2 separate regions of the Homo sapiens genome follow, and region 1 is linked to region 2. Evidence: read pairs that join two places in POLR2A ChIA-PET (ENCODE). Cell type or tissue: OCI-LY7. All regions are shown on one strand. Links, peaks and the distances in the headings refer to the core of each region. The heading gives the core; the rest is flanking DNA.

What was found. ChIA-PET counts read pairs that join two places held together with the same protein. Peaks named below come from ENCODE experiments on the same cell type or tissue, not always from the same donor. Only the 100,000 strongest peaks of a DNase experiment are listed, where the experiment ranks them.
Region 1: POLR2A ChIA-PET joins it to region 2 with 5 read pairs; 3 of 35 experiments call an interaction of 5 or more read pairs at or near these places.

The regions. Positions count from the first base shown.
Region 1 is chr7:77,774,985-77,783,360 of GRCh38, reverse strand. It overlaps RSBN1L (round spermatid basic protein 1 like), which reads right to left. Exons shown (of 8, transcript NM_198467.3): 7 at 4,915-5,023; 8 at 339-4,831. The coding sequence ends at 4,193. Among named protein-coding and RNA genes, the nearest start is that of TMEM60, 19 kb to the left of the region's middle. In OCI-LY7, for the core only: no CTCF peak of the experiment used is centred there; no DNase peak of the experiment used is centred there.
Region 2 is chr7:77,830,851-77,839,226 of GRCh38, reverse strand. All of the region lies in intron 1 of PHTF2 (putative homeodomain transcription factor 2), which reads right to left. Among named protein-coding and RNA genes, the nearest start is that of PHTF2, 36 kb to the right of the region's middle. RefSeq lists an enhancer at 3,810-4,310 and a silencer at 8,274-8,333. In OCI-LY7, for the core only: no CTCF peak of the experiment used is centred there; no DNase peak of the experiment used is centred there; H3K4me3 peaks cover 746 bases; H3K27ac peaks cover 1,184 bases.

The sequences.
Region 1 (8,376 bases), core at 2,291-7,290, 57 kb after region 2:
CCATCATGTTTTAGCAGCCTAAAAGTATTTTGAAAAGAATGGCACTTTTGTCTTCCCTTCCTGGGACAGAAATCATTATGTCTAGTAGGACAAGAGAGGTATTTATCATACCATTCCCAGCACCCATACCTAGTTTAGTGACCTTGTTTAAGATAATCCTCAATATCTGTCTCTGTTGGCGTAAGTCAACTTTTGATAATTAGCTTTAGAGTAAAAAAAAAATTCAAATTGGAGTCAATTCAAGATTTTACGGTTTCTACTGAAGACAGAAAAGAACTTTTAAAGTTGACAAGATTAAAATGTCAATTTTAAGAAAATAATTACAAAAGTAAAAAGACTGTGGTTATCAATTTTAGTATTTATTGAATGATGGAAGACAAGGAAAATATCTCTCAAACTCCAAAAACAAATGTTGCACCTTTGCTAAATGTAAAATGAATTTTGAGATATTTGTTTTACATGACAATGAACCTGTCCAAAAAATAATGCAAATTTACCCAAACGGTGCTAGTTTATTATTTACAAAAATGCTCTTATCTGCCATAAGTATTTGGGAAAAAACTGTTTTACACTCAGGAACACTAATGAAATACCTTAACGACAACTTAAAAAATAAAATCTTCCCTACCCTCAATGACCACCACTCGAGAAAAGTTACAGAATGCATTAAAAATGAATATATGCGGAAACAAACATAATTATTTCCCACAAACATACACACACAAAAACAGGCACATGCACACACACAAATACAGTGTTGTGCAAAATCAACTTAATGTTTATTTAAGGTCAACAGCCTTGGTGACAAGGAAGATAATGAATATGGCTTCAGTAAAGTTTGCAAGTAAATATCACAAATGTTAATTCTTTTGCTAGCTAACCAGCTATCCTGAGTATGGAATACGTATTATTTAGATAGCTAAAAGGTTATAAACAAAATGGAGGGGTAGGGAGGGGGAAGCACTGTAGCAGATTCCACTGAGGTACCTTAGTTTTTATGTAAAGGTCTGTATACTCATTTAATAATTTACATAACAATTCTTTATTCTATATAGTATATGACCATATAGAAACGATGTCTTATGTATTTTATTGTTCTGGTCCAAGAAACTGGAAATAAAAGCAAAACGCTTGTATTCAGATAAAGAACTGGAATGTACTATGAAACCATTAATATAATGCAATATTAAAATAGAAAATTTTTGCATGTAACAAAGGTAGTCAACAAGTTCTCAGATTGTATCTGAAGAGGATGTGAAAATTATAACCCATAAGACAAGGAACGTAAGCATTATTGAAGGCATTAACAAGGCTGTACCTGCAAATCTTGAGCCCACTGATTTATACTTTACCTTCAGAGATGTATGCTTTTTTTTTTTTTTTTTTTTGAGACTGTCGCCCAGGCTGGAGGGCAGTGGGGCGATCTCGGCTCACTGCAACCTTCTCCTCCCGGGTTCAAGCAATTCCCCTGCCTCAGCCTCCCAAGTAGCTGGGATTACAGGCGCACGCCACCACGCCCAACTAATTTTTTTGTATTTTTAGTAGAGACGGGGTTTCACCATGTTGGCCAGACTGGTCTCAAACTTCTGACCTCGTGATCCGCCCGCCTCGGCCTCCCTAAGTGCTGGGATTACAGGCGTGAGCCACTGCACCCGGCCGATGTATGCATTTTTAAAACAATTAAATTTTCATATTATAGATAAGTCTGACTATAGGTTATATAGGAAACTATACCTAAAAGCAACCACTATGGTTTTTAGATATGCCTTCCTTTAAGTTAAAAAGTTTAAGGCTCCTATTTTGGAGGGATACCCTAAAGACATTTTCTCACAGTATGACCTCAATGCATCTACATATATGCTACTGGAAAACTGGAAATAAAACACAACTCTTGTTAAATATATCATTCTTCAACTTTAAAGAGAAACAGAAAACCATTTTAACTACATCCCTTCTTATTTCTCAATACTGGTTTGTTAAGAACTTCTGCCACTCAAAAAGGTAGGTGCAAATCCATAAATTTAGCTTAAAACAGAAGATTAAATAGGTGGGGAGCATGGTAAGACAATGACATATAAAACAAAACCCTTACTATCTTGATTTATACCTTCCCTATCCCATGAAACTTCCTACGTTGCAAACACTGATTTCCTACAAACCATGAAGATTTCCTATGATATTTGCCTATCCTTTTATTAAACTAGGGGCCAAAACTGACATCATTGCTGCAATTAACTTTTACTTGTTCTGGTGAAATGCTTCTTCCTAAATGGCTTCGCCCTAACCAGAAATATAAGCAGTTTTGATGGTTACCATAAATTAAGCCAGAAATGGAAATACCAACAGTAACCCAAAAGGCAGCACAAAGAACCCCAATTGAAAGTCATCAACCAAAGTATGTGCCCAGAATAATACCAAAAACAAACAAAATAGATTTGCAATGAGCAGAGTTTCTTACAGCAACGCATACATCAAAGACTTCTGATTTTTAATTACAATAGTAGAAGCAGTGTCAAATAGTGAGTCTATCATTAAAGAGGTCTGTTTTACTCATCTTTAGTTAGGCACTGTCAATCCGTCTCCTACCTCAATTTAATTTCTAGAACTTCTTTCGAAAAGGAAGTACTCCAAGTTGTTTGCCTTGCTAGGGTAGGGAGGAGATCCTGAGAGATAAGAGGTACCACAAAGTATTTTGTTAATTATATCTCTATATGGCAGTTGAGTCATTGTCATTGCCCTTATTTTACAGTTTTGTATTTGCCATATTTTTCTCCCATTCTGCAAGAAAAATGTAAAAGGATTTTAATTGCTCACAAGCTTTCTGTAACTAAAGATTTTATACTTAGCTATTACTTAGTAAAGGTACTTACTAGTAAGAAAATTCTCTAAACTTCTTATCATCCCATACACAATAAAAAAAATCTATGGTAGGCTATGTAATCTGGCCACGTAACTATTAGTTAGAAGCCTTTGTTATCATTAACATACCTTGTTTCTCCCAACTTTCTAAAACTGTTTCTATTACCTAAACTGCTTTCTTAATAGTTTAATATAAAACTTTTTTCAATGTATTTTGGGGAGAAGGGCTAAGGAATTTCACATATTGATCTTATTCAGCAATTTAAGAAAATTATGCAAAATATGATATATATATACATATATATACACATTCACACACACGCAGATGCACACTTTCTTAACTGAGTCTTGGTTGTTAAAAATGCCTGCATAGGCTGGGCGCTGTGGCTCACCCCTGCAATCCCAGCACTTTGGGAGGCCAAGGTGGGCGGATCACAAGGTCAAGAGATCAAGACCATCCTGGCCAACATGATGAAACCCCATCTCTACTAAAAATACAAAAATTAGCTGGGTGTTGTGGTGCGTGCCTGTAGTCCCAGCTACTCAGGAGGCTGAGGCAGGAGAATAATCACTTGAACCCGAGAGGCAGAGGTTGCAGTGAGCCGAGATCGCACCACTGAACTCCAGCCTGGTGACAGAATGAAACTCCGTATCAAAAAAAAGAAAAAAAGAAAAAAAAAAAAAAGCCTGCACAGTGTGAGGAACTTAAATATTTACTAGATTTGAATTACGTACATTTGCACTACAATACCACACTAAATAGATATACCAGCAGAGAATCATTATCAAATGACTTAAATGAATTGTCAGTTTGTCTTTACAGACTCAACAGAAAACATATTTATTAATATGAACATATGAACCTTTATTAAGTGGCTCACATTTCAGTATAAATCACACTAAAAAGATATTTAAAAGCTATTTACACTACAGTGCTGACACATTTAAAATGAAAAAAAAGGATATAAATAAGCTCTATGGAAAAGCTTTAAATTGTTGAAAAAGAATTCTGGCTCATATTACAAAATATATATATATATTTATATATATATATATATGTTAATGTCAGCTCTATTCTAAAACCTAAAATTCCAACGTAAATGATTTTTTTTTAAAGACTCCTTTATGTTTAAACCTGCAATGTTTACAGTGCATCTGGCCCTAAGTGCTTAATACTTCACAGTTATGGACAGGCACTGAGGAATGTTACAAAGCTACATAAACTATGTTTTGTAACAGACATAGGAGCAAGTCCTTGGCTTGCTTTCAGAATTCATGAATCTTTATTACATTAAATTTTTTTAAAAAAGGATTTTAGATGGTATATGCAAATTTAGCACAAAATGTCATCGTCTTTTTTATCTTGATTTGAATGTGCTGAACTGTGTTGCCTTGTATCAACTAGACTTAGATTTCCAGGGCACAATTCTTCCTTTAAATCTTTGTTGCTATTTTCAAATTTAGAATCCATGTCAATCTTAAATTCTGCAAATTGAACATGATCCAATTTTGCTTTAACATTCTTGCCATCCATATTATTCAGTGCTGTAGTCTTTTCAGGAATATTAACATTCACAGGTTCTTCCTTGATTCTTACAGATGCAATAGGTTCATGTTTAATCTGCTGTAATTCATATTTAGAATGAAGTTTATCTGAAAAAACAGAATCCAAGGAGGCTTTGCTTACAGCACAAATCATGTTGTCAGTGTGAGGTCCAAGAACAGATGATGTGGAATCTGATGATGTGCCTGTTTCATGAGTAGCTGTATTCTGAGAAGTGTCCTCCTCTGAGTGATATAATTTGAGCCGAATATGCCATGCTAAACTGCATACAGCTGAAACTGTCTTGAACTGATGAACAACATTCCTTGGAATAAAATAAATGTCATTATCATATAGCTGAATCCTGGCATAGCGAATGCCTTCCCTCCTCAGTTGATTCAGTTTTGCATCATCAACCCATTGGACACACTAAAAAATAATAAAACAAGAAATACAAATAACTCTCTTCATAATAAAAACTAAACCAAAGACAGTAAGTGTATTAAAAATACCTGGGACAGTGGAGGTTCATGTAAATCTAACTGCATTCGTTGAACTACTTCTAAGAAATCTTCAGCATGAAAACAAATTACATCTTTGGTTATACGGGGTTGATCAGGCCTAAAAAAGAAAACGAGATAACAAGAATCTGCCATAAATGCTTCACTCTTTTGAGTCCTTATTAAACTCAAAGCAAAAATACTTTATGGTCAATACCATAGTACTGTCTTACAAATAAAGTTAAACTGTTAATTGGAAAGCCATTTCACATATTTAAAGAAAGGGCCAACACCATGACTTTCAACCTAGACACAGATTAAAAACTGACTTCGTTTTTATATAAACATTTGTCACAAGAGTTTGGAAAATTGAAATGATCTGAATTGGTAAATTATACAAACCAAGAAAATTAAGTGTTCTATTTGAAGAATAAGATCAATGCTTCATAAATTTAAGTGCTAAAGTTGAAAACACTACATAAAAATTAGAAGTAAATATGAGGAAAAGGGAGTATTTTATTTCCATAGAAGATACATATAACTATACTGATGCATAAAACTCTTAAATAACTTTATAAATTAAGAGACTTCATTGGAAAAGTACTAATACAATAAACTTGGTATTTGCTGAGGTTACTCATGCCTTTAAATATAATTCTAAAAAACTCTCAAATTCTTCAATTAATTAGGAATATATAAATACATTTTTAAAGAGATGCTAAAAAATGGATTTTGGAATAAAATTCCAAACAACATAAAGAAAATCATATGAAGGCAAATCATAACTAAATTTCTAAAAACCAGTGATAAAAGAGAAAATCTGAGAATCATGTAATACATTATATACAGAGAAAGAAGGATAAGACTGACCATAGACTTATCAAAGACAATGCAAGCCTGAAGAGAATGGACTACTTTTAAAGTATTAGAAGAAAAAGTCAATCTAGAATTCTATATCCACCAAAAAATATCCTCCAAAAAATGTGAAATAAAAACATGTTCAAATAAACAAAAGCTGAATCTGTCACCGAGAAAACAGCATAACAAAGACTGCTAAAGGAATTTCTTCAGGCTGAAGGAAAATGATACTTAAATGAAAATGTAGATCTATGAAAAGGAATGTACAGCACACCTAATGATAAATATGAAAGAGGTTTTATTCTCTTTAAATTTAAAGAAATCTCTTTAGAAATGATTCTTTAAAGCAAAATAACATACATCATGGGGTTTATGGCATATGTAAAGTAAAATACATGACAATTAGCACAAAGGCCAGAAATGTGAGGGGGGAGGGAATAAATGGAAGTATACTATTGAAAGGTTCTTACACATTACATAAAGAAGTCTCATATTATTTGAAGGTAGATTGTGGTAAGTTGACAATACTGAAATAAAAAAAAAACCCACAGAGCTACAAGCTACTAACCAAATCATGGAGGTAAAATGGAATGCTTAAAAATGACAAGAAAAGGGGAAACAAAAGAATAAAGAATAAAGAAGCAAATTGGAAAAAGCAAAATGGTAAATTTAAAACCAAATTTACTAATATTTCTATTAAATATAAATAATCTAAATACTCCAATTAAAAGACAGAGATTGTCACTGGATTAAAAAAAAGGTAAGACCCAACTATATGATATCTATCTACATGTAACAATAATATAGACATACAGATAAGTTAAAAGAAAAAGAATGGGAAAAGATAGAGCATGTAAATACAAATAAGAAGAAGGCTGAATTGGCTATATTAACAAAGTTTCAGGACAAGGAATATTACCAAGGATAAAAAGGGCACTTTATAATGAAAAAAGGGGCCAATTCATCAAGAATAACAATTCTAAATGTGTACTTGCCTAAGAACACAGCTTCAAACTATATGGAATAACCTTCAAAACACTACGCTAAGTGAAAGAAGCTAATCACAAAAGACCACGTTATTTGATTCCATTTATATTAGATGTTAAGAATAGACATATACCTACAGACAGAAAGTAAATTAGTGCTTGCCTAGGGCTGGCAGGATGGAAGATGGAGAATTGGGGAGGTGATGTCTAAAAGGTGTAGTTCCTTTCTGAGGTGATGAAAATGTTCTATCGTTTTGGTGGTGGTTGCATAACTCTGTGAATATACTAAAAACTATTCAACTGTACACTTTAAATGGGTGAACTGTATGATACGTGATCATAGCTTGATAAAGCTGTCACAAAAATAGAGCAAAACCTAGAAAAACTGACAGGAAAAACAGGCAAATCCAATATTAAAGTTGCAAATTAACAAGCAGACAAAAATAAGTGAGAATATAAAAAAAGTGAACCACATTCACTATCAACAAAGTTGACTTAATTGCTCTTAATTTATAGAGCACTATATCCCTAACAACAGCAAAATACACTTTTTTTTTTGAGACGGAGTCTCACGTCAATCGCCCAGGCTGGAGTGCAGTGGTGCCATCTAAGCTCACTGCAACCTTCACCTCCTAGGTTCAAGCGATTCTTGTGCCTCAGCCTAGCGAGGAGCTGGGATTACAGGTGTGTGCCACCACGCCCAGCTAATTTTTGTATTTTTAGTACATATGGGGTTTCACCATGTTGCCCAGGCTGGTCTGGAACTCCTGACCTCAGGTGATCCGCCCGCCTTGGCCTCCCAAAATGCTGAGATTACAGTTGTGAGCCACCGCGCCTAGCCAAAATACACATTTTTTAAAGTGGACATATAAAAATTCATCAAGATGGTCCATAAAACAAACCCCAAGAAATTTAGAAGCACTAAAATCATACAGAATATGTTCTCTGACCACAAGAAATTAAATTAGAAATGAAAAACACCAAAACAAAAATCTGGAAAAAAATCCTCAAATATTGGAAACTAAACAACACTTCTTGATAACCCATGGGTTAAAAAAGAAATCAAACAGGAATTAGAGATATCCTGAACTGAAATGAAAATGCAATAGAAAAATTTGTGAAACACAGCACGATCTCGGCTCACTGCAACCTCCACCTCCCAGGTTCAAGCAATTCTTGTGCCTCAGCCTCCCAAATAGCTGGCGTTATAGGCATGCATGCCCAGCTAATTTTTGTATTTTTAGGAGAGGCAAGGTTTCACCATGTTGGCCAGGCTGGTCTTGAACTCCTAACTTCAAGTGATCTACCCACCTCGGCCTCCAAAAGTGCTGGGATTACTAGCATGAGCCACTGCACCTGGCCTGTTTCTCCTTTTTTTAAAAAATTAAACTGCTCTAATAAGGCCAGGTGCAGTGTTTCGCACCTGTAATCCTAGCACTTTGAGCTCCCAGCCTGGGCAACAGAGCAAGACCGTGTCTCTACAAAAAATTTTAAAATAGGCCAACTCTGGACATACTGCCTATGAGTTAGTCCTGCTCTGCAAGGAACAGTAATACAAATAAACAGAATGTAAAAATAAATAAATATTCACTGGATGTGGTGGTGTGTGACTGTAGTCCTAGCTACTCAG
Region 2 (8,376 bases), core at 1,201-6,200:
TGGCTGCAGAACTCATTACAAACCAAAATCATCCAAGGACACACAGGATGATCTCAGGGAAATCCTGGGGGTAAAGCACCCTGCTGAGCCAATCCTAGCACATACAGATCTGCAACTGTAGAAACGCTACCACTAGTTTGCCTCAGTAAACAAAGTACCGGAGGTTTTATATACCACTCTTGGGAGCATGCATGATGAGTGGGAGCATGCATGAGTGGGAGCATGCATGCTTTTTGAGCATATTAAGATTCAGATACAATAAAAATTATCAACAAGTTCAAATGTTTAGACGATAAACCTCTAAAATTTAAAGCAGAATTTATTCAATGCCTGTATTTTTGACTGTTATAAACCAAATTATTTTATAACCTTTCCTAAGATATTAGTGACTCTAACTGATCAAATTCAAGCAAACTATGTTTTGAAATTCCTGACAAACAGCCTAACATAATGGAAAGAAAAGAAGGTTAGAGTCAAAATACCTGAATTCAAATATTAGCTCTACTATCTATTATGTAATATTGAATAAGTCACGGAATTTCTCTCAACCTGTTTCTTTCACTTATAAACTAGAAATAACTGTACCTCCCCACCCCTTATAGGATCTTTGTAACCAATAAATAATATATATAAGATGCCTGCCACAGTCCAGGACATACAGTAGGTTTTCAATTATAATTATTTTTAACATCAATTTTCATATAAAAAATTCCCCAATCTAGGAACTAGAAGTATTTATATTTCCTTTTTTAAACATAGCAGTTTAAGGAGAAATACATGCAATCAGTTTTTGTTCACATTGAAAATAAAAATAGCTATCCAATTATCATAAGGTCACAATGTCAATTCTCAATTACATACACATGGATTATTTACAGATTTCAAAGTTCACCTCCACTTAATTTCTCAGTCAGGTGTGGCTATCTTCATTTCTCTCACGAGGGTTTTTTGAGGAAGCTTTCCCTTACTGACTTAAAATCTCCCATTTTTGTTTTTCTGTCCTGGAAGCCTTTGAGTATGATTTATTAACTTCAACCACCTTGTATCCCAGAGGTTTGCCCCACTGATTTTGCTAGGGGACTATTCAATACACACTACACCTTCATTGTATTTGTTTGTCATGACAACTGTGAATGCTTTCCAGATTGGTTATAACCTATCCCCTCAAGCAAACTATGAAAAATGGTACAAAAATATGAGAATATCAACTTTTCACTTTACCCTCTTTTCACTTTACCCAATCTTTATTGACAAATATTCCAGATTATCTAACAAAATAAAGATCCTCTTTCCTAACCCCCAACAATGTAAATAATATACATTTCATACACAAAACGTGAAAGGATTTTATCACTCTATTAAACATATCAGATATTTAATATATTTAGGGAATATTTAAATGTTCACATATAAATAATAGTATTTTTTAAAAGAAAAAGCTCAAATGAAAGTTTGAAAAACACTGCCTGCCTCACAAGAAAATAATCGCAAAGACTTTATATATTTGTTTACCAAGCTACACTTAGATAAATACCAAAAATCTAACAGTATTCTAGTTATATAAAGTGTTCTAAATATTTTAAACTGTATTTATTTGGGTCTATAGAAATAAAAATTCAACGAATTTTCTGTTTAAAATAAAAAAACCTTTCTTCAGTAATGGTGATTTTCTGTGCAAACTCATTTAATAGTTTTTCCATTGTGTCAACAACCTTTCAGTCACACTGAATGGCTCATACCTATTTTTAAAACAGGTTTTACAGCATGCTAAGATAGATTTCTGAACCAGCTATCTGACAAAGCACTCAAAGATACCCAATTACACGTGGGTATAATCAACAAGGATTAACAAGTCAAATTATTTCAGGAATAATGAAGATTATTTCTAAAGCCTTTCCAACTTCTTTGATTCTATGACAGTCCAGGAATACAGGTTCATAGACTGTATTGTCATGATAGCTCAGGTTTAATGTTAAATGATCATATTAAAGTTTATTTACAGAAAAAAGCATAAAAAACCTACTGGGGACCTTTAATAGAGGATCTTAATCTTTTTTGATCAACTGATCTGATACAAGGATGGGTATTATGATGCATAATCTTTATTTATTTAGAAATAATCCAATCCTAAAACCATAGGGCTAACTGCAGGCATAACATTAGGCAGTTAACTCTAAGCTAACACTATCCTTGACATAGATTTAATTGTCACACCTTAACAAAATATCTGAAATTCTTTTTTTTTTTTTTTTGCTTTTTTTATTATACTTTAAGTTTTGGGGTACATGTGCAGAATGTGCAGGTTTGTTACATAGGTATACACGTGCAATGGTGGTTTGCTGCACCCATCAACCTGTCATCTACATTAGGTATTTCTCCTAACGCTATCCTTCCCCAAGCCCCCCACCCCGACCGGCCCTGGTGTATGATGTTTCCCTCCCTGTCTCCATGTGTTCTTACTGTTCAACTCCCACTTATGAGTGAGAACATGCAGCATTTGGTTTTCTGTTCTTGTGTTAGTTTGCTGAGAATGATGGTTTCCAGCATCATCCATGTCCCTGCAAAGGACATCCTTTTTTATGGCTGCATAGTATTCCATGTTGTACCTGTGCCACATTTTCTTTATCCAGTCTATCACTGATGGGCATTTGGGTTGGTTCCAAGTCCTTGCTATTGTGAACAGTGCCACAATAAACATATGTGTGCATGTGTCTTTATTTGCTGTATTGATTTCCACACAAAATGCCAAAGACCAGGGTGGTGGGAAAAGATGAGTACAGAAGAGATGGTATGTTAAGTCTGCCTTTACGGAATCTCAATCAAATACAGTTGAACAACATGGTGGGTAAGCTGCGCTGGTCCGCTTACATGTGGATTTTTTCAATAAAAGTTATACCAAGTGTGCCTGATACTCCTGCCTCCCCTTTCACCTCCTTTACCTCTTCTGCCTCTGCTATCCAGGAAGGGAAAACCAACCCCTCCTCTTCTTCAACCTATTCAGTGTGAAGATGACAAGGATGAAGACCTTTATCATGATCCACTTCCACTTAAAGAATAGTAAATGTATTTTCTCTTCTTCTTCCTCTTCTTTTTTTTTTTTTTTTTTTGAGATGGAGTTTTCGCTCTTGTTACCCAGGCTGGAGTGCAATGGCGTGATCTCAGCTCACCGCAACCTCTGCCTCCAGGGTTCAAGCGATTCTCCTGCCTCAACCTCCCGAGTAGCTGGGAATACAGGAATGCGCCACTACACCCGGCTAATTTGTAATTTTAGTAGAGACAGGGTTTCTCCATGTTGGTCAGGTTGGTCTCAAACTCCGGACCTCAGGTGATCCTCCCGTCTCAGCCTCCCAAAGTGCTGGTATTACAGGTGTGAGCCACTGTGCCCGGCCTATTTTCTCTTCTTTACAATTTAATAACACTTTTTCTCTAGCTTACTTTATTGTAATTATACAGTATATAAACATATAACATATAAAATATGTGTTATCTGTTTATGTTATTAGTAAGACTTCCTGTCAACAGTAGGCTATTAGTAGTTAAATTTTGGGGGATTCAAAAGTTACAGCCAAATTTTCCACAGCACAGGGGTCAGTATCCCTAACCCCAATTGTTCAAGGGTCAACAGTATAATAATGCCTATGAGTATTCTTTGTACAAATATGGTCTCCCACATTGTCAGATTTTTAACCAATCCCCATGTTACAGAAATTCTATCAAATACTACATAAATGTTACCATGTACATCTCTCATTATTCTGAAACAAATTTGTCTGTTCTGGCATGACTCTCACTAGGCTCAGAAAACAATGTATTTCCACCCCTGACACTTTGCGTGTGTTATTATTATTCCTATTCCATTCTTTTCTCCACTCATACATCCTTCTAAATCAGCTCAAATCCTACTTCCTCCAAGATGAAGCTTTCTTTTTTTTTTCTTGTTTTTTTTTTTTTTGAGACGGAGTTTTGCTCTTGTTGCCCAGGCTGGAGTGCAATGGTGTGATCTCGGCTCACTGCAACCTCCGCCTCCCAGGTTCAAGCAATTCTCCTGTCTCAGCCTCCTCAGTAGCTAGGACTACAGGCGCCCACCACCACGCCTGGCTAATTTTTGGTATTTTTAGTAGAGACAGGGTTTCACCCTGTTGGCCAGGCTGGTCTCGAACTCCTGACCTCAGGTGATCCGCCCGCCTCGGCCTCCAAAAGTGCTGGAATTACAGGCATGAGCCACCGCACCCGGCCAGCTTTCCTTTGGACTAAAAAATGCTGAAGCTTAATGTCTCTCTTCTAGCACCAACATATGCTCAAAAATCTGTAATTTAAATAGAAATGTAAAGCAGTATGTGGCCACACAGGTCACTTGGTCATATGTAAACACTCTTAAGGAAAAAATGTGGCAACATTCTTTGTCTCTAAGTACTCAGTACACTGTAATATATGGTACAGGAAGTACAGCAGATAAAAAGCAATGACTAAGCATCAAGATAATTGGGTTCTAGATCCAAGTTCTGATACTAAGAGCTGTGTGCTCTTGAATAAGTTACTGAGTTCTCTGGACCTCAGTTTTCCCCAAGTGCCATCTAGCCAGATATTCCACAACTCAATAAAGGTTAAATAACAATTGTGTGAAAAGAAAAAGAGCTCCGAGCAGTCTGAGCCATGTGAGGTAGGCAAGCACAGACACGTGAGTATAGGACTTGAGTCAAGCCCCTACACCCAAGCCTGGGGGCAACTGTTTAAAGTCATTTTCTTCCTGACTAGCTGCCTCACTCATTTATCTTCATGTTTCTGGAATTTGTGATACAAAGAACAATGTATAGCCAATCAACAGTTTATGTTATTTTAACATAAATTCTCAGTAAACAACTCAGGAACTGCTTCTTCCTTCCGTTTAAAATTTTTTTTTTTTTTTTTTTTTTTGAGACAAGGTCTCACTCAGTTGCCCGGGCTGGAGTGCAGTGGCACGATCAGGGCTCACGGCAGCTTCGACTTCCCAGCTCAAGTGATCCTTCTGCCTCAGCCCCCAAAATAGCTGTGACTATAGGCATGTACCATGATGCCTGGCTAATTTTTTTTAATTTTAGCAGACACGAGGTCTGGCTATGTTGTCCAGGCTGGAAAAATGCACTTTTAACTGCTGCTAATCAGAGGGTATATTCAGAGCAACTCAAATCTGTGCTCCCAGTTGCAATCCTCAAGCTTGATTCAAATAAACCCTCTAATTGTATTAATTTTGCTCCAGCTTCTTCCTTTCAGGTCACCAATTCCAATAATGTACAGAAGTTTCTCTGAATTCTAACACACCCAAAAACATTAATATTACTACTTAAATTAGTGTTACATATATGGAATTTAACATAGTAGAAACTGTTAAACTAAATAAAAAATATCTTATTTAATTTATTTTTAGAGATAGGGTCTCACTGTCACCCAGACTGAAGTGCAGTGGCTTGATCATAGCTCACTGTAACATCAAACTCCTGGGCTCAGGTGACTGTCCTGCCTTAGCTTCCCAAGTAGCTAGACTCAGCAACAAAAGGGCACATAACATATCCTCATGCACATCCTGCTGAGAAGTATATCACACAAAAAGTTGCATGCCACCAAACTAGGCTATTTTTTAAATCTTTTGTAGAGAGAGATGGAGTCTCATTATGCTGCCCAGGCTGGTCTTGAACTGCTGTCTTCAGCAATCTTCTTACCTCAGCCTCCCCAAGTGCTGGGATTACAGGTGTGAGCCACTGCGCTTGGCCCTAAAGAGCTTTTAATTTTTTAAAGGTAGTTTTTATAAATCTCCTCAGACTCTCATATTATTATTCCATTCCAACAACCTTGTATCATTCTCTGCTGCTTACAAAATAAAATCCACAAGTATTTAGACTCTCTACAATCTGACCTTAATTGTCCAACATTATTGCTCATCATCTTCTCATATGTCTTGTTTCAACCATCCCATACTTTCAACATTTTTCTACCTCTGTGCCAAAATTAACACTTCTCTTTCTAAAACAAGGAAGATTTTGACAAGACTTCCAAAATTCCACTTTCTCCATAAGTTTCTCCCAAATTCTTCCATTTAATATTTCTCATCCTGTTCTGTGTTCCCCTTAGAGTAGCACTCCCTTTATCCAAGGCTTTGCTTTCCACATTTCAGTTACTGCAGTAACTGCAGTACAGTAAAATATTTGGAGACAGAGACCAAATTCCATAACTTTTCATTAGAGTATACTGTTACGATTGTCCTATTTTATTATTAGTTATTATCTATCTCTTACTTGCAGCAGTCCCCAACCTTTTTTAGCACCAGGGACTGGTTTTGTGGAAGACAATTTTTCCATGGCCAGGGTAGGGGGGATGGTTTTGGGATGATTCGAGAGCATTACATTTATTGTATACTTTATTTCTATTATTATTACATTATAATATATAATGAAATAATTATACAACTCACCATAACATAGAATCAGTGGGAGCCCTGAGCTTGTTTTCCTGCAACTAGATGGTCCCATCTGGGGATGATGGAAGACAGTGACACCCAAAGTGTATTGTTTATGTCCAGTCTATTCCATAATCTCATTTTGGTTGCTGTTAACTATACTACAGAAAACCCTGCTTCACAAAGATACGATGTTAGAAATGGAAACAGACTTTTCAGTGTTTTGTGGCAATCTCAGGATAGTCCGCCTTGACTTTAATCCAGAATGTATGGAGATTTGAAGTTGTCTCAAACATACTTTTAAGGCCACCATCATTTGTGACCTTAAGCAGTTGATCCTCTTCTAGCACGGACAAAGTCGATACAGCTGGCTTATTCACAAACAGCTTGTGGATCCATTACTTCCCAGTTCGGGGGTCTTCTGTGGTTGGGAAGTAATGCTCAAACTCTTTTGAAAGCTGAGATAGGTGATCATGCACCAGCTGGGAGAAAGAAGGTCCTGGCTGAGTCTCTTTAAAAATCTCTGTTAATGTTTGAAGCATGTCAAAAAAAATCCCTCAATGTTCACTCAATTCCAGTTTGGCTTTGAATGCAGCCACTTTATCTACTGACTCGAACACATTTGTCATTCTCCCCTGAAGTGACAAGCTGAGTTCTTTGAGCAGGTTGAATATGTCACACAAGTAAGCAAGTTTTGTGACCCATTCTGCATCACTGAAATGTGCTACCAGTGATAACTATTTTTCTAAAAAAAAAAAAAAAATCTCTGGAGAGACCTTGTAACTCAAAACCTCTGGCCAGTGATCTACCTTAGAAAGCCATCTTACTTCTGCATATAAGAGAAGCTGTGTGTGCTCTGCATCCATTTCCTCACAGAGCTGCACAGACAGACATAAACTAAGGGCACGTACTTTAATGTGGATAATTTTAATCACATCCTGCAAAATGTTGGTTAAGTTTCGGTGACATTTTGTGCCTAGCCAGCATTTCTCTACGGATGACACAGTGCGTAGACTCGCATTCAGAAGCAACCTCTTTGACCCAAGTAGTGAAACCAGAAAGCTGTCCAGTCATGGCAGCCGTGCTCTGTTCATGCATATACCAACACAAAATTACCAAATCAGTTCTACAGCTGTGGTATTGGTTGGCAACAAAAGGGCACATAACATACCCTCATGCACGTCCTCCTGAGAAGTGTATCACACAAAAACAAGCATTACTGCCTTGTTGTCAACGTCAGTAGACTTGTCAACCTGGATTACACACCATGGTGACTCATTAATCCTAACAATTGTGCCTCAATATCCTCTATTTCATCAAATAATCTAGTTATGGTACTAGCTGAAAAAAGAACATGTGCCACCTTCTGAACTGCAGCCTCTCCTAAAAGTTCGTAACAAATGTCCTTAACAGCAAGCAGGCAGGATCAACTCTTCACCAATAGTAAACGGCTTCTTAGCTTTAGCAATGCTTTAGCCGCTAAGAATAATACTCTCAGTGCAGACACACTTGATGAAGTGGTGGCCTTCCATAATTGCTTCTGTTCTTCATGTTCACGTTTTTTTCTTTTGAAAAACTCCAAAGCCTTGTCTTTCAATGCAGGATAAGTGGTCTCCACGTGACAAAGCACTTTTGAAGGTTTCATGGCTTGTTGGATAGCCAGTCACCACATACACAAAGCAGGCCTAGAGAATGTGAATCACCTGTTGCAATGAACCCATAATTTAAGTGGGACTCTTGGTGTTTTCTTTTAAATGCAGCTTTCTTTTTGTTGGCAGTCTTAAGAGTCTTCTGCTGTCTCATCATTGGGTCTTCCCCCTTTACAAAGAAGCTCTCTAGTAATGTTTTGTTATTTACTCATTTTGGCTAAGGTTAGCTTGTGGGCTTAACCAAATCTGTGACTGAGGTAAGTGCCCAGTGTGACAAAGAAATGTGGACGGATAAGG